Regions from separate parts of the Homo sapiens genome. Here regions 2 and 3 are each linked to region 1. A link is an interaction called in ENCODE POLR2A ChIA-PET data of the cell type or tissue named here. Cell type or tissue: A673. All regions are shown on one strand.

Evidence for each region. ChIA-PET counts read pairs that join two places held together with the same protein. Peaks named below come from ENCODE experiments on the same cell type or tissue, not always from the same donor. Only the 100,000 strongest peaks of a DNase experiment are listed, where the experiment ranks them.
Region 2: POLR2A ChIA-PET joins it to region 1 with 14 read pairs; 2 of 35 experiments call an interaction of 5 or more read pairs at or near these places.
Region 3: POLR2A ChIA-PET joins it to region 1 with 10 read pairs; 2 of 35 experiments call an interaction of 5 or more read pairs at or near these places.

The regions. Positions count from the first base shown.
Region 1 is chr22:17,432,742-17,440,741 of GRCh38, reverse strand. All of the region lies in intron 1 of CECR2 (CECR2 histone acetyl-lysine reader), which reads right to left. Among named protein-coding and RNA genes, the nearest start is that of CECR2, 67 kb to the right of the region's middle. RefSeq lists an enhancer at 4,616-5,176 and a silencer at 7,672-7,872. In A673, no CTCF peak of the experiment used is centred here; a DNase peak (open chromatin) is centred at 3,921; H3K27ac peaks cover 1,288 bases.
Region 2 is chr22:17,694,385-17,702,384 of GRCh38, reverse strand. BCL2L13 (BCL2 like 13) reads right to left here. Exons shown (of 7, transcript NM_015367.4): 5 at 6,175-6,244; 6 at 1-142. Among named protein-coding and RNA genes, the nearest start is that of BCL2L13, 60 kb to the right of the region's middle. In A673, no CTCF peak of the experiment used is centred here; no DNase peak of the experiment used is centred here; H3K27ac peaks cover 1,590 bases.
Region 3 is chr22:17,337,720-17,345,719 of GRCh38, reverse strand. No RefSeq gene overlaps it. Among named protein-coding and RNA genes, the nearest start is that of CECR2, 28 kb to the left of the region's middle. RefSeq lists a silencer at 4,346-4,590 and an enhancer at 7,178-7,347. In A673, no CTCF peak of the experiment used is centred here; no DNase peak of the experiment used is centred here.

The DNA.
Region 1 (8,000 bases):
TTTCTGTTTCTAATAAATCTGTTCGGAGACTTGAAATCAAGTTTTTCTTGTTTTCTTACATCACTTTGCTATATAATGCTATACAACCTTCCCTCTCATTACTTCAAGTCAGATATCAGATCAATAAATCAATAAAAGTCCCAGCTTCACTTCAAGAGACAGGGAATAGACAGTGTGGGATATCATAATAAGTGTAAGGACAGACCTGAATTCCACTCAAATTTTAGTTCCTTAGTTACTAGTGAGACCTACAGAGAGTCATTTCTCTGAGGCACTTTGTCTTTTCCATAAAGTTTTTATGCCATAACAGACAGAGAAAGAGTTCCATTTTTCAATCAACAAGGCAAAAAAGAGGCCAAGTAATTGGGAATGTAATAAAGGTGAGCCTATTTTACAACATCGAGTGGGAGCTAGGAAGCCCTCTGACAAATCTTTAAGCTGATGGAGCCTGAATGACTAATGACTATTTTAGTTTTTCCTTTTAAAAAATGATGTGAATAAATACAGATACCCCCCACAACACACACACACACAGTTTTATATAAATTCAAAAAACAATCATACTATTCATTCTGGGGGTTGTTTGTATACAATTTTCTTTCCTTTTTTTACTCCCTACTTCAGTAACTCCCCTCATATACAAACAAGTATACTTTTTTTGTTTTTTTTTTCAATGTAATCATATTCATATATACATACATGCAGACACATGCATCAATGTATGGGCGTAGGCCTTTTCTAATAGACTGATACTACCCATGCTTGCCTGCACATTTTCTATCTTGTGCAAATCTCTCCAAGTCAAGTGGTATAGTGTAGGTCCATTTCATTCTATTAAAAGGTGGGCTAATACTCCACGGTACGCAGGTAACATCCTATTCAGCCACCCCGCTAATGACGGGCTTTCACTCTGTTCTCCATTTTAGGCCACACAGAACCACGCTGCAATGACATTCCTTGTCCATTGCACGGCAGTTGTTTTGTACCCATTGATTAAAATTCCAGGACTGGCATTACTGGAGCAATGAGAGTACATATATTTATGTATTTTAAATTTTAATAGGTACTACCAGATTGTTTTTCAAAAAGGCTGATCAGTCTAATTTTTTTGTTAGTAAAGTATGAGTATTCCTTTTCCTTTCCAATACAGATATTACTTAATAATTTTTGCCAGTCAGATCTTTTCAGATATTTTTTTTTGTCATTAAGATTTATTCTTTTGTGACTTGAAACCTACTCATATCCTTTGTCCATTGTTCCACTGGGCTGTTTGTATATTATAATATTAACCGTCTGTCATCTGCTTTGCAAATACTTTTTTCTTAAATCTGTTGCTTGTCCATGTTTTTTTATGCCTTAGAACAGGAGGTTAGTAAGCTATGGTCTACCACCCATTAGTATAAATAAAGCTTTACTGAAACACAGCCTTCCTTGCCCATTCATTTTTGTAGTAAATTTGGTAACTGGAACAGAAATTATCTGGCACTCAGAGCCTAAAATATTTAATATCTGACCCTTTACAGAAAAAAAATTGCCAATACTAGCTATACGGAACATCCAAAAAAAAAAAAAAGGGAGTGTTTCTTCTCCCATAGAATTCATGTTCCAAAAGGATTTTTATGTGTCTTATTCACTGCTAGAAAAAATATCTAGCAAGTAGTACACATTAATTTTCAGAATTAATGCTAGGTCTTCTTGCTTTTATATATACATACTTTAAAAAAAATGTGTAGAGATGAGGTCTCACTCTGTTGCCCAGGCTGGTCTCTAAGTCCTGGCCTCAAGTGATCCTCCCAACTTGACCTCCCCCAAAGTGTGGAATTCCATGCATGAGCCACCATGTCCAGCCAAACAGTATTAATATAAGAAAAAAAGAAAACAACTTTTTTTTCTTAGCGATTACAATTTTATTAAGTTTCACTGTGAAAAATCAATAAGAAATAACACACTGAAGTTTTTCAGCTGGAAATCATCCCAATAATGACATACCTTATGACAGGGTTGTTCAATCTTTTGGCTTCCCTGGCCCACACTTGAAGAAGAATTGTTTTGGGCCACACATAAAATATGCTAACACTAATGATACCTGATGAGCTTTAAAAAAAATTGCAAAAAAAAAAAATCTCATAATGTTTTAAGAAAGTTTACGAATTTGTGTTGGCCTCATTCAAAGCCGTCCTGGGCTGCAGGCGGCCTGCGGGCAGGTGGGTTGGACAAGCTTGCCTTATGGGAAAACATTTTGGGCTCATTTTGATGTTAAATTGAGTAAGTTGTTTTAAGAGACTCCATATACAGGAACCAAATCACGGTACTAAGGACAATTTACTCTCATTATAAACTACTTGTCAGTCGACAAGTCTCATCAAAGTGATTAAATATTTTCAACCCAAAACATGTGATGAGAAAGGAAAACATTTTCCCCACTAAACTTCTCAATACTATACAACTTTAGGTTCTGGGCTCAGCTTGTCTACAATAAACACAAGATAAGCCCTGTTCAGGTTGAAAGGGACTCATTTTTGAAATGTTCTGTTTGTAACGCATGTCATCTGGGGCATTTTTGTTGTTACTTTGCTTCCAAGCATAACTTTACAATGCATTATGATACTACTGCATGTAATATTCAGCTTGCTAAAGAAATGCATTTTTAAAACCCCAAATATAATGTACAATTCTTTCAACTTTTCTGTTCATTTGGAAGTTTTCATAATAAAATACTGGGAGGAAATATTCCTAGATCACAGAAAAAAATTTTCATTAACATTAAAGTCTCATTTCTATTACTCCACAAAAGAAACTTTGTCCTTTTAAACTATTAAGTTACAGTGAGTAACATCCATCTTTCAAATTCATGGTCAACATTGGTTAACATTCACACTATACATCCTTGAAGTCGAAGGAAATTTTTCCTTTTATCTTTGTAGACACTATGGAAAACCTTCATCACTCCTGCTAAGAAGCAGTGATGCTCACCTTGCATTTTAAAGTCTGACAAACTTTAAAATTTTTTTTAATCCCTATACTATTTAGAAATTTCTATGGTCAACAGTGTGACACCTTGATAAGTCAAAGCATACATAAAAAGAAGTCATAAAAAAGCAGGAACTCCTACTTACAAAGTATGTCTACAGTAATATACTATGAAAAATCTATTTCAGGTCCTCAGTGATGGTATGGATGGGGAGGTACATAATGAAAAAGAAATATCATATGATCAAAAACATGTCGAGGAAGTGTACGTATGTGAGTTCCAATAAGCTGGAATTTAAATAGAAAGGTTGAAGTCACAGCAAGTAGATGAAAGGCGGCCCCTTTAACATTTGCTCCTGGAGTCCAGCAACTCTCAGCAGTTGGCTGGAGACTAAGCTGGCCGATCCTGTGGAGCTTCAACAAAGGGACGAAACAAACTGAGTCCCCAGGGCCCCCCTCCCGACAACGCGTGAAACAACTTGATAAATGATTGCTCTGTCAGGGGATGAGGAGATGGAGACGTCTGGGAGCAGAGGGGGAATGTATCTAATTTAGGAGGCCAAGGGGGAAGGGGAAGACATGGAAGGCAGAACCGCAGACAGGGGCAAGACCATCTAATGGCACTAACACTCGAGCAGAGAACTAGAAACAAACACCAGACAACCCAACAGCATCTCTGAGAGCTGCAGTCATCAGACTGCAGCAAGAGACTTGTCAGAGGCCAGTTCTCCCCAAGTCACTAGGATTTTAAAAGGAAAGTTTTCACCTTCCACAACCCATTCTCCAGCCTCAAGGCCAAGCTTCAGAAAGTGCTGCTCTCATATTACTTCATTCATTTGGGGATGACATGAAATACAAAATCCTTTTCCCCACCCCCAGTTCCTGCCTAAAGATTGCTGATTCAGGCCTGAAAGCCAGAGGCGCAAGAGCCCAAGGCTTAGCTCACTTAAGGAAACATTAATTACCCTGAAACAAAAATAGGAGTTCACATCTGGGGCTCAACACTTACCTTCTCCTCCGCCCCTTTTTCTAGAGTGTGAGCACCCGCTATTTATACAACCTCTTCCTGACTGAGGACTGATACTGGTCCCGCAGGACTTCCCTGTCTGGGGAGAACTTACTGGTGACAAACTCAGTCAGCATTGCACAGGCATTTCAGAAGTAGGAACAGAGGCAGCTCAACTTGAGAAAAAGGTTGTCAGAATTGGAAGTAGTACAAAAGCAGTTTCCCACAGAGTAGCTGGTTAATTCATAAGGGATACTCTGGCAGCTTAAGCATCTGATGAAAGACCATTAAGGAAGTTTACAAGTCAAAGGTGGGAACAAGCAACCCAAGTCTTTCTTCCGTCACTCCAGTTTCTTATTTTAGGAACTAGAGACAGCTAATGTTGTTGCTATAATAGAAGTGCTGTGTTGTATTATTGTGCATAGAACTTTATTTAAATGTTGAATTAAGCTTGGGCTGTAGTTGGCATAATTTAAGCTAACAGCAAATGGTACATCAAGAAACTAAAGGCCGGGTGCAGTGGCTCACACCTGCAATCCCAGCACTTTGGGAAGCCGAGGCGGGCAGATCACGAGATCAGGAGATCAAGACCATCCTGGCTAACACCGTGAAACCCCGTCTCTACTAAAAATATAAAAAATTAACTGAGCGTGGTGACACGCACCTGTAGTCCCAGCCACCCAGGAGGCTGAGGCAGGAGAATCTCTTGAACTCAGGAGGCGGAGGTTGCAGTGAGCTGAGATGGTGCCACTGCACTCCAGCCTGGGTGACAGAGCGAGACAGACAGAGGGAGGGAGGGAGGAAGGGAAAGAAAGAAGGTAAAGAAAAGAAAAGAAAGAAACTAAAGTTTCAAAAAATTTACCTTTGCTTTGCCCAGCACCCTTGGAGGATGACTGATAATTCATAGCTATGACCCCAAATCTAATTTAGTACAGTGTGTTTCAGAACATCTGATGTATTAATTAATTTGGCCAGAGAGACACTGTATAAGGGATGGGATGACTATGAGAAAAAATCACCGTTTCACTGGATTAAGTTGGATGGTCCTGCTCCTGTTTTTTTTTTTTTTTTTTTTTTTTTTAAGAATTAAAAGAGCTCAAGGGAGTCTATTCTAGACTCCCTAGAATGTGTTTGTGGCCTGTCCAGAATTTTCACTGGACCAAACAAAAATAGAACTTGCTAATTCCCCAGACATCTTTCTTGTCAGGTTACACAGTTCAAAAGGTGCTGAGGGCTTCCTAAACTTAGAGATGAGAGAAGAGGCACTGCACCATGGATCTAACTTTTGTGAATTCTAATCAGCAATTCACAAAAGTGAGATCTTACAATTATAAAACCCGGTCTCCAAATTCTACCTTGCTTTCCGATCTTTCTGCCAAGGTCTGAGTCTTAGAAATATTAGCAAATTCCTGTTCATGGACTGTCAATCTGAAAAGACTGTCAACTAGTCAGTTTCATGGAATGCATAAGAAATTGCAAACTGGTAGCAGGCAGCAACGTTTGTTTTGGTCTGTAGTTTTGTTTTGCTTTTCACTGGTTGTCCAACATTAAAAAAAAAGAAAGAAAGAAAGAAAAAACTTTGGAGGAGCTTACACAAAAATCTGGGTATCTCCCTTTGCTTGAAAAATCAAGTCTGACTGATTCACAGTTCTTCATGACTCAGCTGGCACTAACAGGGGGCTGCCTCTTAGACTGGACATGGATCCTCCAACTCATTAACTGCACATCCGGCCCCATCCCCTCCATTAAGTTACCTGTCTGGCCCTGCAGGCTTCTGAGTTTCGACATTAGCCCTACATCAATGAGGAGCAGGTTAGCTCGTACTTCAACAATACCCCATGTGTGTTCCTTCCTTTCTTTCCATCAGTGCCAGATAATGCTGGCTGCTCTCAAGTCCCCCTTGACTTGACACTATCCTTTCACTGTAACACCCAGGATTCAACAAAATACTCTCTGACTAGGTAAAAAGATGAGACTCACTGCCTTTATTCTGAACAGCAGTAGGTAAAGGTATCCCACACCCAAAATGACCACAAAAGAAAGTGCTCAAGAAAATACACACAAACAGAACATAAAACAAGACAGGAGTGACAGCTTAGCTACGGGGAGCAGCAGGGGGGGTGCGGGCATAAAAAGAGTGGGGGGTTCTAATCCATGGTGGGGGTGAACTTATTTCTAGACTGCTCGGAAAGTGATTAAGGCAGCAGCCTAAAGGGTTAGTGTCCAAAAAGAAAAGTTAGACTACTAACTTAAGTTGCCCGTGAAGAAGGCCTACTGTACTGCCACCATGTAAAGCGGTGAATCCTAAAGCAAGATTCTTGCACTGCCTGCATCAGAGTCTCCAGAATCCGGCCTCAGAAGCTGCATTTCAAATTAAACAATCCAAGGTTCTCAAACACTCAAGTTTGGAAAACAACTAAATTCCACTACAGCTGCCTAGAAGGATGGGTCTGGACTCAGAGCATGACCTCTCCTGGATCCTTCCTCGCCTTCGTTCAAGCTGACTTAACGTGAGTGGCCTTTCCTCTGTGTTCCCACTCACCTTGACAGAACAATAGTCACACCATGCTTTAACTGTTCATTCTCCCAAGAGAAGCAAAAGGCCTCTTCATTTTTTTTTACCCTCATGGACAGAAAAAGTGGCCTGACACAGAGTAAGTAAGTGAAATACGTTATTTCACTCTGTGCCTTACTTTAAAACACTGGGGGAAAAGGTCTGACTAAATGATCTCTAGTGACCTTAGTTATATTCTAGCAACTGTTTTATGCCCAGGGAACTATTTCTTAACCTATTTTTCATTACCGCCCTTTTAAGGAATCTTTTTAGATTCGCTCCCCATTGTCCCCAAACCATGAAATTTTAGTATGACAGAAACAGGTTGTGTATTGCAAAAACCATCATAATAGCTAAGCTTTCTTCATCACCTCCCCCTAAAAGAACCAATTTTCAGCAATAGCTCCTCCTTGATAATGCATTCAACTGTATTTGGATATTCACAGTAACACTGTGAAGATAGGAGGCCACGTACAGTGACTCATGCCTGTAATTCCAGTACTTTGGGAGGGCGAGGTGGGTGGATCGCTTGAGTTCCAAAGTTCAAGACCACCCCTGGGGAACACAGAAAAACCCTGTCTCTACAAAGAACACAAAAATTAGCCGGGCATGGCAGTGCGCACCTGTAGTCCCACCTACTTGGGAGGCTGAGGTGGGAGGACTACTTGAGCCCAGGAGGTCAAGGCTGCAGTGAGCAGTGATCGAGGCACTGTACTCCAGCCTGGGCAACAGAGCCAGAGTCTGTTTAAAGAACAACAATAAGGAAGACAAAAACAATGTGATGACAGGGGAGAATGTAACTCTAAAATGTTAATTTTAACTTCTTTGAGCAAATCAACACATGGTTTGAGTTGACATGTGTTACTGACAACCTTTAAAATACCTTTATCAGTTCTACACATAAACTTTCCCCAAACTGGGTATTATATTAACAGCATTCCTTTAAAATCTACACACTATTATTGAGACAGACTACATGTGAAAAGTGTTTCTAAAGATTTTTTAAATACAGCAATATGAGGCCTTCACACACATACTGACTTTAACCAGAAAGTGATATTGTTCGTATCAGTTCAAAGAATTAACTCTCCAGTTTGCCAACGATATAAGCGATAAAGGATTCCACCCAAAAATCAGTGCAGTACTTAGGCAACCAGAAATGTAACACACGAGGTGGGGATGTAGCTCGGTGATAAGAGTGCATGCTTAGAAATGTACCAGGAAAAACACCATACAGAATGTGTTATATTTATGGGTAACAATAAAGCATCTGACTGTCATCAATACTGACATGAACAAGTCTCTGTTAAAGCCACACTCAGACAGATAGAGCTGGGTGAGCTGGCTCACACCTGTAATCACAGGGTGAGGTGGGAGGATCACAGTGAGACCCTGCCTATACAAAAATAAAAATTAGCAGGGCATGGTGGCGCCTACAGTCCTAGGTACTCAGGAGGCTGAGGTAGGAGG
Region 2 (8,000 bases), 260 kb before region 1:
AGCCACCTTGCTGAATGATGTACTCTGCCGAATAGTCCTCCAGGTATGTCACGCCAAACTGCAGCAGTGCGCTCAAAGGTTCTTGACCACGTCTTGTCAATTCCAAAAGCATTTGTCGTAGCAAAACCAGAGGCACCAAAATCTTCAATGCAAAGATGAGAGAATAAAAAACCACACTGAAATTCTTATAATGTGTTTTATATGTTCAACTACTAGAAAATTATATTTAAATGCATCATTAAGGTATTTTTATTTTCATTATATAAAGGAAATAAAACAGTAACTTCTATTAGGATTTTTCTGAATACTGCATGTAGGTTTTATACAATAGGCAGGTAGAAATAGTTATTGAAAATAATTAGGCATGTGTGTGCATGTATGTGTGTGACAGAAATAACATATATAGAAGGAAATTCACTGATGCATTATTAATTAATTAATTTCTTTTTCCTTTTTTTTTTTTTTTTTTGAGATGGAGTCTCGCTCTTTCATCCAGGCAGTGGCACAGTCTTGGCTCACTGCAGCCTCCGCCTCCCAGGTTCAAGCGATTCTCTGCTCAGCCTCCTGAGTAGCTGGGATTACAAGTGTACGCCATGACGCCTGGCTAATTTTTGTATTTTTAGTAGAGACGGGGTTTCACCATGTTGGCCAGGCTGGTCTCAAACTCCTGGCCTCAAGTGATCTGCCCACCTCAGTCTCCCAAAGTGCTGGGATTATAGGCGTGTGCCACCACGCCCAGCCTGAAGCATTATTTATAACAGCAGAAAACTAGAAAAACAACCCAACAGGGACTAGTTAAATAAATTATTGTCATCCAGTAAAATATATAGTTGTTAAATTGCTTACTACCCAATCACCACAATTTACTTTAAGTGAAAAAAGGCAAGTTATAGAAGAATACATACAGTACCATTTGTGTAATAAAAACATATACACATATATATATGTCTATATAATCCTACAGGGTCTCCAGAAAAATACGCAAGAAATTGGTAATAGTGGTTGCCTAAAAGGAAGGGAACTAGGTGACTGGCAACAAGGATGAGAGAAAACTTTTATTTTTCAAAGCATATCTTTCTGTACTTTTTTGCATTTTGTACCATGTGCTTTTATTATTTGAAAATAAGAACTTTTAAAAACTAAGAGCTATCTTGTAAAACTCATCAAAAGTCAAACATAAAAGATGCCATTACAATCTATACCTAATAACCATGTGGCTCAATACTTAAAAGTCGTCAAAAATTACAACAGAAACTAACTAGAGTCCCTGTCTTCCCTTAAAAAAAAATGCATATTGAAAAAAACTAAGTATTCAGGTAGCCATCTGCATGCAATCTCTTTTGTTTAAAACATCAAGAGGTCCATATGCCTGCAAAAGGAATGCAAAAGGAAATGAAACCAATTCCATTTGCTTGTTAGTAGACTGCCAAGGAAATAACTGAGGGACGACAAAATACTTCTGCAGGAGGACAAACAAAAAACAATGAGTTTATATTTCAAACTAATATTCCTTGGCTTCTAAAGAAACGAAGAGAAAGCAGCCCTGGGGGAATCTCTATCAAAATCTGAAAGGAAGCATGCAATGAACACATAATATCTTTACTTCTTGACATTCTAAAGGCACTCCAGCCCAAAATATATTGAAAACTCCTTCTTAACAATGATGGAGTAGTATAGGGCTATAAAGAAGAATCCATTAGGCATTTCCTCAATAAGAAAACTTACACTATTAAACAAACAAACAAAAAACTGTTTATATTTTGCCTCGGGTAGAAGCAGGTAAGGAGTGGCTTATGAACCAGTGGTGCTAACCTGTGTATCAACTTAAAGGCCCGGGATGTTCTGGACTTCAAAACATTCTAATTTCCCATAATAATCCACAATAATGTAACATTTTAAAGTTATTCATGTTTAAGCTCTATTACCTCTTGGGGAAATGAGTTGTAAATATTTTATGCTTGTTATATAAAATACCACTTAGTTTTATTTGTTCCAAATTTAACTCTTTCATATATCGAAAAGCAGACACCCTAGTTTTACTATGTAAGAATCTAGTGATAAATCTGCAATTCTCTTTCACTCCTGGAAGAGGAGTGAAAAGCCTCATTCACTAGACTTCCAGTCTGAAATCCACTATTCTCTTATTCTGTTTTTCATATGGCCATTGCTCCATTGCAATGCAAAGTGATCCATTTGATCACTTAAGTTCCCTTTTCTGGATCTTCCCTATTCCAGTATCTTTCTTGAAACGCAGTAACCACAGAGCAGAAATGTCATTTTTCAGGACGGACATTTTCTATGCGGTTGGTAATACGCTTCTTGGTGGTACATGCTATGTCAGATGATTCGTTTTTTTCCCTTCATTCCTCATACAGTTATTAAATGACTACCATATACCAGGCTTACCTATTTGGCATGCTATCTTCAGGGACCTGTATGATGACGTCCAAGGCCACTGTACCGTTTAGATTGTCTTTAAGCAGCTAAATCCTAAGAGGATTTACACATAATCCTACACACAAAGCTCCATGAGTTAATTCTACAACTGACCTCCATCAACTTGACATTTTACTATCCACAAGAATTTTACATAATCTGCACAACTGATTTTTTTTGGACTCTCATCTCCCACATTACTTTTTTTAAATGTTAAAACAAAACTAGATCCCCAGGCATCCACTCCTAGAAGAACCCACGATTCACATGTCTAGGTCTAAAAAGTCAGCAAATAGTTTTATCTTTGATTCTTTCTCAAAAGTCATTTCCTTACTGGATAACAGTAATCCCCACATCATATATAATTTTTTTTCTTCAATTGTTTTTGCAATGAAATGCTAAAGTATTTTTGACCATCAAAACAGATTACCTCCACTGGCTTACCTTTATCCACACACTTATTTAATCTCCTGACATCTCTTCGTACACTATGTGGTCTCTTTGTTTAACAGGTTAGACCTACTTAAATTTAGGGACATTATCCTTTTATTAAATAATATATGAGCTTGCTTGGTGTAGAAATGAAGCGTACTAATTTATAGTTCTGAGAGTCCCTTTCATTACAATGAATATTTATGATAACAGTGACATATTTTGCTCTACCAATCTATTTAACCCTTCTGTGACTTAACAGTCCTAATAAAAATCATATTCTACAAATTTTATCTGTACTGAATTCATTGATTAGGTTTGTCTTTGATTTGTGTGCTTCAAAATACAATGTAAGAGACAACCAGATATTATATGTCACCCAGTGTGATGCAATAGGAAATAGATAAAACCACTCATTAGGTATTCTTGCCAAAAAGATTGAACCTGAATCTGATCAGGAAGGAAATACAGACACAGAAGAACATGTTAAGTGACATCTCAGTGATATAGTCAATAAAACCCAGAAATGAGAACATTTTACAGGAAAAATAACTTGTAACTGAATTAAAGAGAGGAAAAAAGAGGGAGGATAAGTCTACATATTAAAAGAGACTTCAATCACATATTATATTACTCCATTTATTTGAAATGTCCAGAAAAGACAAATTCATTAAGACAGAAAGTAGTCATTGTTGTCGGGGGCTGGGAGGAGCAGGAAAGAAAATGGGGAGTAACTACTAACAGGTGGAGTGACTACTAATAGGTATGGGCTTTCTTTTCTTTTTTTTCTGAGACAGTCTGGCTCTGTTGCCCAGGCTGGAATACAGTGGCATGATCTCGGCTCACTGCAACCTCCACCTCCCAGGCTCAAGCCATCCTCTCACCTCAGCCTCCCAAATAGCTCGGCTCAGAATACAGGTGCACACCACCATGTATGGCTTTTTTTTTTTTTTTTTTTTTAAGAGACAGGGTCTTGCTATGTTGCCCAGCCTGGTCTCAAACTCCTGGGCGTAAGTGATCCTCCCGCCTTGGCCTTCTAAAGTGCTGGGATTACAGGTGTGAGCTACTGTACTGCATCCAGCCCTTTATAAAATCTATTTCAGGCCAGGTAGGGTGGCTCATGCCTGTAATCCCATCACTTTGGGAGGCCAACAGAGGCAGATCACCTGAGGTCAGGAGTTTGAGACCAGCCTGGCCAACATGGCAAGACCCTGTCTCTACTAAAAGTACAAAAATTAGCTGGGCATAGTGGTGGGCACCTGCAAGCCCAGCTACTTGGGAGGTTGAGGCAGGAGAATTGCTTGAACCCGGAAGGGAAAGGCTGCAGTGAGTGAGCCGAGATTGCACCAATGCACTCCAGGCCTGGACAACAAAGCGAGACTCCAACTTGAAAAAAAAAAAGGCCAGGCACAGTGGCTCACACTTGTAATCCCAGCAATTTGGGAGATTGAGGTGAGCAGCGGATCATGAGGTCAGGGTTGGAGACCAGCCTGGCCAACACAGTGAAACCCCATCTCTACTAAGAATACAAAAATTAGCTGGGCAAGGTGGCAGGTGCCTATAATTCCAGCTATTTGGGAGAATCGCTTGAACCTGGGAGGCGGAGGTTGCAGTGAGCCAAGATCAAGCCACTGCACTCTGGCCTGGGCGACAGAGTTAGACTCTGTCTCAAAATAAATAAATAAATAAAATAAGTCTATTTCAAATGTCTATATCAGAGAGAATATTTTCTCTTATTCCAAAAAAACAAACGAGGCAAATAGATATCTTAACAAATTATGTACCGATAGGTAACATACTAATACTCTGTTAATAGTGACTATTTGAGAATAAGGTCCCATGTGTTAAAGCTAATATAATAGCTGCTGTTTACTGAGCTTTACTATGGTGCCTGATAATATGCTTAATAAGTACTGAACATGTATTATCTCATTTAATTCTAATAAAACTTATGAGACTAGTATTATTGTTTCCCATTTCACAAATGAGAAAACTAAGACTCAGAGAGCTTCCTATAACAAACCTGCACATACATGTCCCCCGAATCTAAAATAAAAGTTGAAATTTTATTTTTTTTTGAGACGGAGTTTCACTTTTGTTGCCTAGGCTGGAATGCAATGGCGCAATCTTGGCTCACCACAACCTCCAACTCCCGGGTTTAAGCAATTCTCCTGCCTCAGCCTCCTGAGTAGCTGAGACTACAGGCATGCGCCACCATGCCCAGCTAATTTTGTATTTTTAGTAGAGACGGCGATTCTCCACGTTGGTCAGGCTGGTTGCAAACTCTCAACCTCAGGTGATCCGCCCACCTCGGCCTCCCAAAGTGATGGGATTACAGGCATGAGCCACTGCACCCGGCCGAAATTTTTTTTTTTTTTTAAAGAGAACCTGCCCACAGACATATATCCAGTCCATGGCAAAGCTAAAATCTGAAACAAGTTTGGTTATGTACCTAATATACATCAATTAGGTACATAAGGTCACATGTCTGACTCATGACAAACAATTCCAAATAGAGGTAGGTGTCTATAAAAGTAACTGTCCTGAATTTTCTCATCTCTAGCACTGTATCCCTCAGGGCTGCCCTTCTTTCTCACACTGCACTAAGCCACCCTATACTGCATCCCCCTATACCCTGCCTTCTCAAGGTGCTAAGTAAATAATACAGTCTAAGATAATAGATAAGCAACATGTACAGTGGAAAAAACAGACGCTAGAATCAGATCTTAGCTCTAGTGTTGGTTCCAATATTGACTGGTCAAGGGATTCTAGGCAAGTCATTTAACTTTTCTTTCTGATTACCTACCTAACTAGCTAAGTAATAAAGAAGACCTAATAAAATCCATTCTGTCTTCTGCAAAGGATGGTTGGGATGCTCAAATGGTATGTGACACGAGACACTGTGTAAGTTATAAAACATAAATGGTATTATTCATCTAAGAGAACAGGAAGAGGCTACCTCCCAAGTAAAGTCTGTATTCTTTTTCCCCAAGACACACTCACATGTTAATAAATATATAACCATCTGGAGATAAATGTTATGTCTAACACAGAGAAATGAAGAAATGATGGGAAAATTGGGACAGAAAGGAAGGGGCCATACTATAGGACACATAATTTTGAGCCAAGCAGGACCTTGCAGCATTAATCGAAAAACCAGTTTAACCAAAAATATCCCCTTAACATAGATTTGTGCATTAAAGAATGAGCTCTAACAGTTTTCTGCTGATGATGCTAGCAATTCCTCCTACGTCTTATCATTAACACACTAAAATCTTTTAAGAGAAAAGATCATTGTGATGATACCTTATTCCAGCCGCTGGCATGAACTGTGGTCTCCAGTGTACATTCCCGAAATGCCTGATATGTCACTGGCCTGTAGAGATTTTTTTAAAAGTCTGTGTCACAAAGAAGGAAAATTCTGTATTTCCAGATGAATACATATACAGTCACTACTCTGTTGAACTTTTTGCTAAACTGACAAAGATTATTCAACATACTGTTTTGTACAAGACGTGGCTTTTCACACTAGTATGCACTTTTTTCAAGCATTCTATAAGCTGTGATGCATGCCTGGGAAATAGTTAATAACATAGCAAGATAAATGTATATTCTAGTAATTTTTTTGTAACTGCTTGGAACTTACAGGATAGGATTTTTATGCTGCAAAGAAATACCTGAATTATTAATACAGGATAAAATAATAACAAAAATGATCTCATTAGCACAATGAAAACCAGAATTTTAACTTTTTTTAAAGGTAAAAAATCTAAAATATTTTAAAACTAAAGAGACATGTCACTGGAAGACTTTTCATATTGAGGAGACAAGAGTTGAAATAAATATCGCAATAAATTGAGTCCACTTTTTAAATTTTTAATTAAAAAAATTTTTTTTGGCTGGGCATGGTGGCTCATGCCTGTAATCCCAGCACTTTGAGAGGCCGAGGCAGGTGGATCACGAAGTCAGGAGATCAAGACTATCCTGGCCAACATGGTGAAACCCCGTCTCTACTAAAATACAAAAAATTAGCCAGGCATGATGGTGTGTGCCTGTAGTCCCAGCAACTCGGGAGGCTAAGGCAGGGGAATCGCTTGAACCAGGGAGGCGGAGATTGCAGTGAGCCGAGATCGCACCACTGAACTCCAGTGTTGGGAGTTTACAAGAAACGAAGGCTCAGGGAAGGCTGAACGTTACCATGCTAGATTTAACTATTGGCATGAATATTTTGGTCTTTCCTTCTTCCTGAGTATCCAGGAAAGTATATTTTCCAGCCCCTTGCAGTTAAGCAGGGCCATGTGGTTAGCCCAGCCAATGAAATGTGGGTGGAAGTGATGGGTGCCACTTCCTGGCTGAAGCAGGAAGAGACTTTCTGTAATTATCCAGTCTCTTTCTCTTTCTTGCCCTGATGGTGGTAGACGAGGCTGTGTTGAGGTCCTGGAACCATAAGTTCCAAGTGGTTCCTCGCATTGCTACGTGGCCACACCTGTAGCAGATTTGCATGACGCCAAAGGAACTTTTCTCTCGTGAAGTCACTGAGATTGAGGGATTGCAGCAAATCTCAGCCTACCTCAATTAATACATCCTACAGCTGGGAAGTGGTGTGGCTGGGATTTGAACTCAGATCTCTCTGACCACAGACTGAAAACAGAATCAGGGAAGACGGTTGTAGATTCAGGGACACACATTTTCCCCACCACCTGCATTTTAACATTTTGAAATCAGGTTTCATCTGATAATCAATGGCACCTCACCACAGTTGTTGGCCTGTTGGATGTTAAGATTCTGACACATGCCATGACAATGTCTCGATGTCACATGTAGCTAATGAGCATTAGAAACGTAGCCAGTGTGCTGAAAGTATAATATACACACTAGATTTCAATGAGGAAGAAAAAACAATCTAAAATAGCTCAATAATTTTTTGTACTGAATACATGTTGAAATATTTGCACTGGTGACAGTGCAAGACAGTGCAAGACTAAAAATTAAAAAAAAATTTTTTTTTTTAAATGGAGTCACCTATGTTGCCCAGGATGGTCTCAAACTCCTTGGGCCCAACTGATGCCTCCTACCTCAGCCTCAGTGCTAGCTGGGATTACAGGCCTGTCCCACCACCCCTAGCTGGAGTC
Region 3 (8,000 bases), 95 kb after region 1:
GAAATAAACTAAAACACAGTATTGTAGAAAACAAAATTGCCAGCTGGGCACAGTGGCTCACGCCTGTAATCCCAGCACTTTGGGCGGCCAAGGTGGGTGGATCACTTGGGGTCAGGATATATATATATTTTGTTTGTTTGTTTGTTTGAGACGGAGTCTTGCTCTGTCCCCCAGGCTGGAGTGCAGTGGCGCGATCTTGACTCATTGCAACCTCCACCTCCTGGGTTCAAGCGATTCTCCTGTCTCTGCCTCGTGAGTAGCTGGGATTACAGGCACATGCCACTATGCCCGGCTAAGTTTTGTAATTTTAGTAGAGATGGCATTTCACTATGTTGGTCAGGCTGGTCTGGAACTCCTGACCTCAGGTGATCCACCCACCTCGGCCTCCCGAAGTGCTGGGATTACAGGCGTGAGCCAACGTGCCCTGCCTTACATAAATTTTTTTTTTAGAGATGGAGTCTTGCTCTGTCACCCATGCTAGGGTGCAGTGGGGCGTGATCTCTGCTACTGCAACCTCCACCTCCTAGGTTGAAGCAATTCTCCTGTCTCAGCCTCCTGAGTAGCTAGGACTACAAGTGTGTGCCACTATGCCCGGCTAATTTTTGAATTTTTTTTCTTTTTTGAGACGGAGTTTCACTCTTGTTACCCAGGCTGGAGTGCAATGGCGCCATCTCAGCTCACCTCCGCCTCCTGGGTTCAAGCGATTCTCCTGCCTCAGCCTTCTGAGTAGCTGGGATTACAGGCATGCGCCACTACGCCCAGCTAATATCGTATTTTTAGTAGAGACTGGGTTTCTCCATGTTAGTCAGGCTGGTCTCGAACTCCTGACCTCAGGTGACCCACCTGCTTCGGCCTCCCAAAGTGTTAGGATTACAGGTGTGAGCCACCGCGCCTGGACTAATTTTTGTATTTTTAGTAGAGATGGGGTTTCACCATGTTAGCCAGGCTGGTCTCGAACTCCTGACCTCAGGCAATCTGCCCGCCTCAGCCTCCCAAAGTGCTGGGATTACAGGCTTGAGCCACCGCAGCCCGGCCACATAAATATTTTTTAATGAAAATGAAATTATATATATAATTTTGTATCCTTTTCCCCTTAATGTAATGACATGAGCATTTTTATGGGTGATTTCAAAATTTTTCTTGTTCATACATTTCTGTATTTCTGAAGTCTCTCATAATGACCACGTGTTATTTTAAAAATAGTATTCACTTTTACTAATCATAGTAATGTATGTCATATAATGAATAATATAGTAGAATAATATATAATACATGCTCAATGTGTAAAACAAAACTACAGAAAAATCCACATCACATAAAGAAAAAGTAGCCGGGCTCAGGGGTTCATGCCTGTAAATCCAACACTTTGAGAGGCTGAGGGGGTGCACTGCTTGAGCCCAGGAGTTTGAGACCACCCTGGCCAACATGGTGAAACCCTGTCTCTACAAAAAATACAAAAATTAGATAGGCGTGGTGGCGCGAGCCTGCAGTCCCACATACTTAGGGGATTGATGTGGAAAAATCGCTTGAACCCAGAAGGCAGTGGTTGCAGTGACCCAAGATTGCACCTCTGCACTCCAGCCCTGGTGACAGAGTGAGACTCTGTCTGAAAAAATAAAATAAAATAAAAATTAGCTAGGTGTGGTGGTGTGCACCTGTAGTCCCAGCTACTCAGGAGGTGAAGGTGGGAAAATTGCTTGAGCCCAAGAGGTCGAAGCTCCAGTGAGCTGCAGTTGCACCACTGCACTCCAGCCTGGGCAGTGAAGTGAGGCGCTGTCTCAAAAAAAAAAAAAAAAGGAAGTAAGAAAAATAAAAATAAAAAAAGAAATGAATAAAAAAAATTGTTGAGGCTGGGCACAATGGCTCATGCCTGTAATACCCAGCACTTGGGGAGGCCAAGGGCCAAGGTGGGAGAATTGCTTGAGGCCAGGAGGTCAAAACCAGGTATCACAGGGAGACCTCACCTCTACAAAATAATTTTAAGGCCATGGCCAGGCATGGTGGCTCACGCCTGGAATCTCAACGCTTTGGGAGACCAAGGTGGGTGGATCACTTGAGGTCAGGAGTTTGAGACCAGCCTGGCCAACATGGTGAAACTCTGTCTCTACTAAAAATACAAAAATTAGCTAGGCATGGTTGAATGCACCTGTAATCCCAGCTACTTGGGAGGCTGAGGCAGAAGAATCACTTGAACCTGGGAGGTGGAAGTTGTAGTGAGCTGAGATCTCAACACTGCACTCCAGCCTGGGCAACAGAGCTAGACTCTGTCTCAAAAAAAAAAAAAAAATGCCGGGCGTGGTGGCTCACGCCTGTAATCCCAGCACTTTGGGAGGCCAAGGCGGGTGGATCACAAGATCAGGAGTTCAAGACCAGCCTGGCCAAGACGGTGAAACCCCATCTCTACTAAAAGTACAATAATTAAGCACCTGTAATCCCAGCTACTAGGGAGGCTGCGGCAGGAGAATCATTTGAACCTGGGCGGCAGAGTTTGCTGTGAGCCAAGATTGTGCCACAGCACTCCAGCCTATGTGGTGACAGAGTGAGACTCCGTCTCAAAAAAAAAAAAAACGGATTTTAAGGCCATAGCGGGTACAGTGGTTCATCCCTGTAATCCCAGCACTTTGGGAGGCCGATGTGGGAGCATCACATGAGGCCAGGAATTTGAGACCAGCCTGGGCAAAATGGCGAAACCCCATCACTACATAACATACAAAAATTAGCTGGGTGTAGTGGCAAACACCTGTGGTCCTAGAGACTCGGGAGGCTGAGGCAGGAGGATCACTTGAGCCTAAGAAGTTGAGATTGCAGTGAGCTGTGATTGAGCCACTGCACCCCAGCCTGAGAGACAGAGAGGGAGACCCTGTCTCAACAACTAAAAAAAAAAAAAAAAAAACATAAAAAATTCAAAACAAGAAAAACTGCATGTAATACCATTACGTACATATGTTACCATTAACATTGTTGTACTTACTATTAACACTGTTGTACGTCGTTATACATGTCTCTCATGTATAACTTTTATATTTGGAAGACAAAAATCTACACTCCATGGTCTCTGCTCCGCCCCTCCTGGCCCCTGCCTGCTGCTTGTCCTCCCTCGGTGGAAGCCTGGAATTGTGTCCTGACTGGTGTCCTTGCCTGCAGGCTCTTCTTTCCAGGCCACCCTGCACACTGTTTCCAAGTATCTGATCCTGTCACTTCTCTGCTTGAAAACATTTCCTGTCTCTGCATTGCTTACAGGATAAGTTCCAAACTCCTTAGCTCTGCATGCAAGATTCTCTGCACTCGATCCCACCTACCTGCCTCCACCTCAACTTCTCCAACACAAACATAGGCCAGGCCCCTACTCTCCTCTGAACAATACACACTTTCCCACCTCCGTGTGTCTGCTGACCCTGATTCCGGAAGTTCTTTTCCTACACATACTTGAGGAAATTGTACTTGTCCTTCAAGATGCATCTCAGGCTGGGCCCGGTGGCTCACGCCTGTAATCCCAGCACTTTGGGAGGCTGAGGTGGGTGGATCACGAGGTCAGGAGATCGAGACCATCCTGGCCAACATGGTGAAACCCCGTCTCTAGTAAAAATACAAAAAATTAGCTGGGCATGGTGGCACGCACCTGTAGTCCCAGCTACTGGGGAGGCTGAGGCAGGGGAATTGCTTGAACCCAGGAGGCGAAGTTTGCAGTGAGCCGAGATCCAGCCACTGAACTCCAGCCTGGCGACAGAGCAAGACTCCACCTCAAAAAAAAAAAAAAGATTCATCTCAAAGGAGACCTCTTTGGGCCACCCTCCCAGTACTCCTCTGGAAGAGTTATTTTATTGCATGGCAGTGCTGTGTGCATATTCACCTTCCCTAAAACTTTGTGTGTCACCTCCTACCAGAGCGCAATCTCATGTAATAATCTGTGCACTTCTCGCACCTAAATGGTGCCTGATGCATGATAGCCTTTAGCTGAATGCAGAAAGGAACATCTGTATGTTTGTCTTTCACTCAGCTAATCAAGCAACTAGCATTTCTGAAGTATTTACCATGTGCTCAGCATGTGCAAGACTGTAGAACTGTCAAAAGACTCAACACTTTTTAATTTTCAAATTAAATTAAATATTAAATTAAACTTATTTTAGAGATAGGGCCTTGCTCTGTCACATTGTCCAGGGTGGAGTGCAGTGGCTTACTGTAGCTTCTAATTCCTGAGCTTAAGGGATCCTTGTGTTTCAGCCTCCCAATTAGCTGGGACTACTGGCGGTCATCACCACACGTGGATAATTTTTAAAATCCTTCCTTCCTTCCTTCCTTCCTTCCTTCCTTCCTTCCTTCCTTCCTTCCTTTCTTTCTTTCTTTCTTTCTTTCTTTCTTTCTTTCTTTCTTTCTTTCTTTCTTTCTTTCTTTCTTTCAGACTGGGTCTCTCAGCCAGGTGCAGTGACTCATGCCTGAAATCCCAGCACTTTGGGAGGCTGAGGCGGGCAGATCACCTGAGGTCAGGTGTTCAAGACCAGGCTGGCCAACAGGTGAAACCCTGTCTCCATTAAAAACACAAAAATTAGCCGGGCTTGGTGGTGGGCACCTTTAATCCCAGCTACTCAGGGGCTGAGGCAGAAGAATCGCTTGAATCCGGGAGGCAGAGGTTGCAGTGAGCCAAGATTGTGCCATTGCACTCCAGCCTGGGTGACAAGAACAAAACTCCATAAAAAAAAAAAAAATCAGGTCTCACTTTGTTGACCAGGCTGGAGTACAGTGGCATGAACACCGCTTACTGCAGCCTCCACCTCCTGGGCTCAAGTGATTCTCCCACCTCAGCCCCCTAAGTAGCTGAAACTAATTTTTGTATTTTTTTGGTATGTAGAAATGGGGTTTTGCCATGTTGCCCAGGCTGGTCTTGAACTCCTGGGCTCAAGAGATCCTCCTGACTCCCAGCCTCTCAGAGACCTGGGATTATAGGTATGAGCCACTGCACCCGGTCTTAACATTCTTTTGTAGAGGTGAGGTCTCACCATGTTGCTTGGTTTTGAACTCCTGGCCTCAAGTAATCTTCCCACATGCAGGATGAGCCGCTGTGCCCAGCCTCAACATATTTTTTAAAATTTTTATTCATTTATTTTTTTCTTTTTTGTTCTTTTTTTCTTTCTTTTTTTTTTTTTTTTTGAGACGGAGTCTAGCTCTGTAGCCCAGGCTGGAGTGCAGTGGTGCAATCTCAGCTCACTGCAACCTCCGCCTCCCAGGTTCAAGCGATTCTCCTGCCTCAGCCTCCTGAGTAGCTGGGATTACAGGTGCGTGCCACCATGCCCAGCTAATTTTTGTATTTTTAGTAGAGACGGGGTTTCACTATGTTGGTCAGGCTGGTCTCGAACTCCTGACCTCATGATCCACCCGCCTCAGCCTCCCAAAGTGCTGGGATCACAGGCGTGAGCCACCAGGCCCGGCCTTTTTTTTTTTTTTTTTTTTTTTTTTTGAGACAACCTCTCACTCTGTTGCCCAGGCTGGAGTGCAGTGGCACAATCACAGCTCACTGAAGCCGTAACCTCTTGGGCTCAAGTGATTCTCCCACTTCTACCTCCTGAGTAGCTGGGACTAGAGGTGTGTGCCATCACACCTAGCTAATTTTGTTTATTTATTTATTTATTTTAGAGATGGGATCTCACTATGTTGCCCAGGGTGGGTTTGAACTCCTGGGCTCAAGCAACCCTCCCACCTCAGACTCCCAAAGTGCTGGGACTACAGATGTGAACCACTGTGCCCGGCCTCCAAAATTTTTTAAAAAATTAATACAACAAAGATTTTTTGAGTGTGTAATATTTGCTGTGAGAATATTAAAGAAGTAAAAGGCATGGTTTTTAATCTCAAGAGAGGCTTTCAATCTATTGTATAGGGAGATACAACTTTGTTCCATGGAATGAATGTAAATAATACAAGCAAATTCCTGTGAAATGTAAAGGCAAGTGGAGGAGAGATGGCATAATGTCTGTGACAGAACACTGGACCAGGAGCTGGGAGGCTTGGTTCCTGCTTATCACTTGCTACCCGAACAAGGTAACCTTGGAGAGATCGCTTAATCTCATTTGGTAAAATCAATGTTTTGATTTTATTGCCTACTGAGATTCCTCTCAGCTCTTTGATTCTATAAGTAAGTGCTATGGGATACCGAAAGGGAGCAATGACCGTGGCTTAGAGTTGCTGGAGGAAAGCTCATGGTGAAGGTGAAATCTGAGCTGAACTTAAACTAGAGGTGAGGTCCGGATAGCCAGGAGAGGAGGCGGAAAGGCATTTCAGATATGGGGAACAACATCAACAAAGGGACAGGCAGAGACAGGATTGGGCAGGCGTGCTTGTGGGGTGGACTAAACAAGGCTATCTTCAGTGGAGAATGTTTGTTAGAGAAGATTGGGAAACAGCTCGGGTAGGTTGCCTAGGGCCAGGAAGGACTTAAGAGAGACATATTGAAAGCAGTGAAGCTATTTTAGGATACTTGCAAAAGCCAGGAATGAGGTAACGAGGGCAAAGATTAGCTTTGCACCAGTGGGAAGTCAGAGCAATGGGTGATGAGAAGCTGCAAAGATAGCATCAGGAACCTGGCTTGGCCATACAGGCTGCAGGAGAGGAAATTAGTCAAAAACACCTCTTAAGTTTTAGACCAGAGAAAGTGCACAGATCAGGTTCTGACCCAGGTTCCCTTGCCTCCAGGAGACAGAATGGGATTCCCCAGCAGTAGGAGTGAAGACTACTGAAGCTCTTCCATACGCCACACTCCCGAGGACTCCTGCAAAAAACCTTTTAGAGACTATGTTAATTTAGTTTTTGTTTTTAGACACAGGGTCTCTCTATGTCGCCCAGGTTGGACAGCAGTGGCTATTCACAGGAGTGATCATAGCTCACTGCAGACTTGAACTCCTCCCCTCAAGAGTTCCTCTCATGTCAGCCTGCTGAGTAGCTGGGGCTACAGGTGTGTGCCACAGTGCCCAACTCATTTTTTATTTTTTAATAAGATTTTCTAGTGTACTTTAAAATTCTCTGAGCTTGTAATATATTTTGAAAGTTTCAAATTTAACTTAATCAAGGAACTCATATGATTTCCTCTAGTCTCTTTAGAAATTAAAAGGTGTATTAAATTAGTAATATCCAAATGTAAAGATCCGAGGAAGACAAACATTGGTTTTATATGGATGGATTTTGTTAAAATAACATTGCTGGCGTGTTTGCTTCAGGAAGGTGATCTGGGTTGCTATTGGCTAGAGGTGAAAGGAAGATGTATTACTGATTCCCAATAGAATATAGAATACTTAAAATAAAAATCTAAACTATGAAAGCATACTGAAGAGAAATATCTTTTTGTTTTTTCTGAGATCAGATCCCGCTATGCTGCTCAGGCTGGTCTTGAACTCACAGGCTCAAGCAATCCTTCCTCCTCAGCCTCCTGAGTAGCTGGGACTACAGGTGCATGTCACCACACCTGGCTAAAAGAAATACCTTGTTGGTTTATTACATTTATTAATTTACATGTATTCATTCTTCAACAAATACTCCTGGGTCAAAAATTATGCTATGATGCTATAAGCTGCAAAAAACAAACAAGAAAAAAGGCAATGTTTGTTACCTTCAGGAAACTTATACTCCAGGAAGGGAGACAGAAGTAAGCGAACAACTATGCTGTAATTTTATTAGTCACGGTCCAGCAAGATACAGAGGCACACTCCGATGGAATTCAGAGGAGAAGGAAACGAAGGACTTTTTACAGCGGGGGAGCAAGGTTAAAGGAACCGATGTGGGATGTTGAGGCACTCAGGAACCAGAAAAGACACGGAGCCACTGTCACCGCCAGGCCTGAAGGGGCACGGGTGCGGACAGTGTGAATGGCACCCTAGAGAGAGATAGGAGAAGGGACTGCCCTGCCAGTGCGAGAGTCATGGAGAAATGTAGTCAGTGCCAGAGCTAAATACCAGGAACACAGCAGAGCAGGAAACATCCCATCCCTCTCTCCTCCTGCCTTCTGAGCCCTCAGTGGT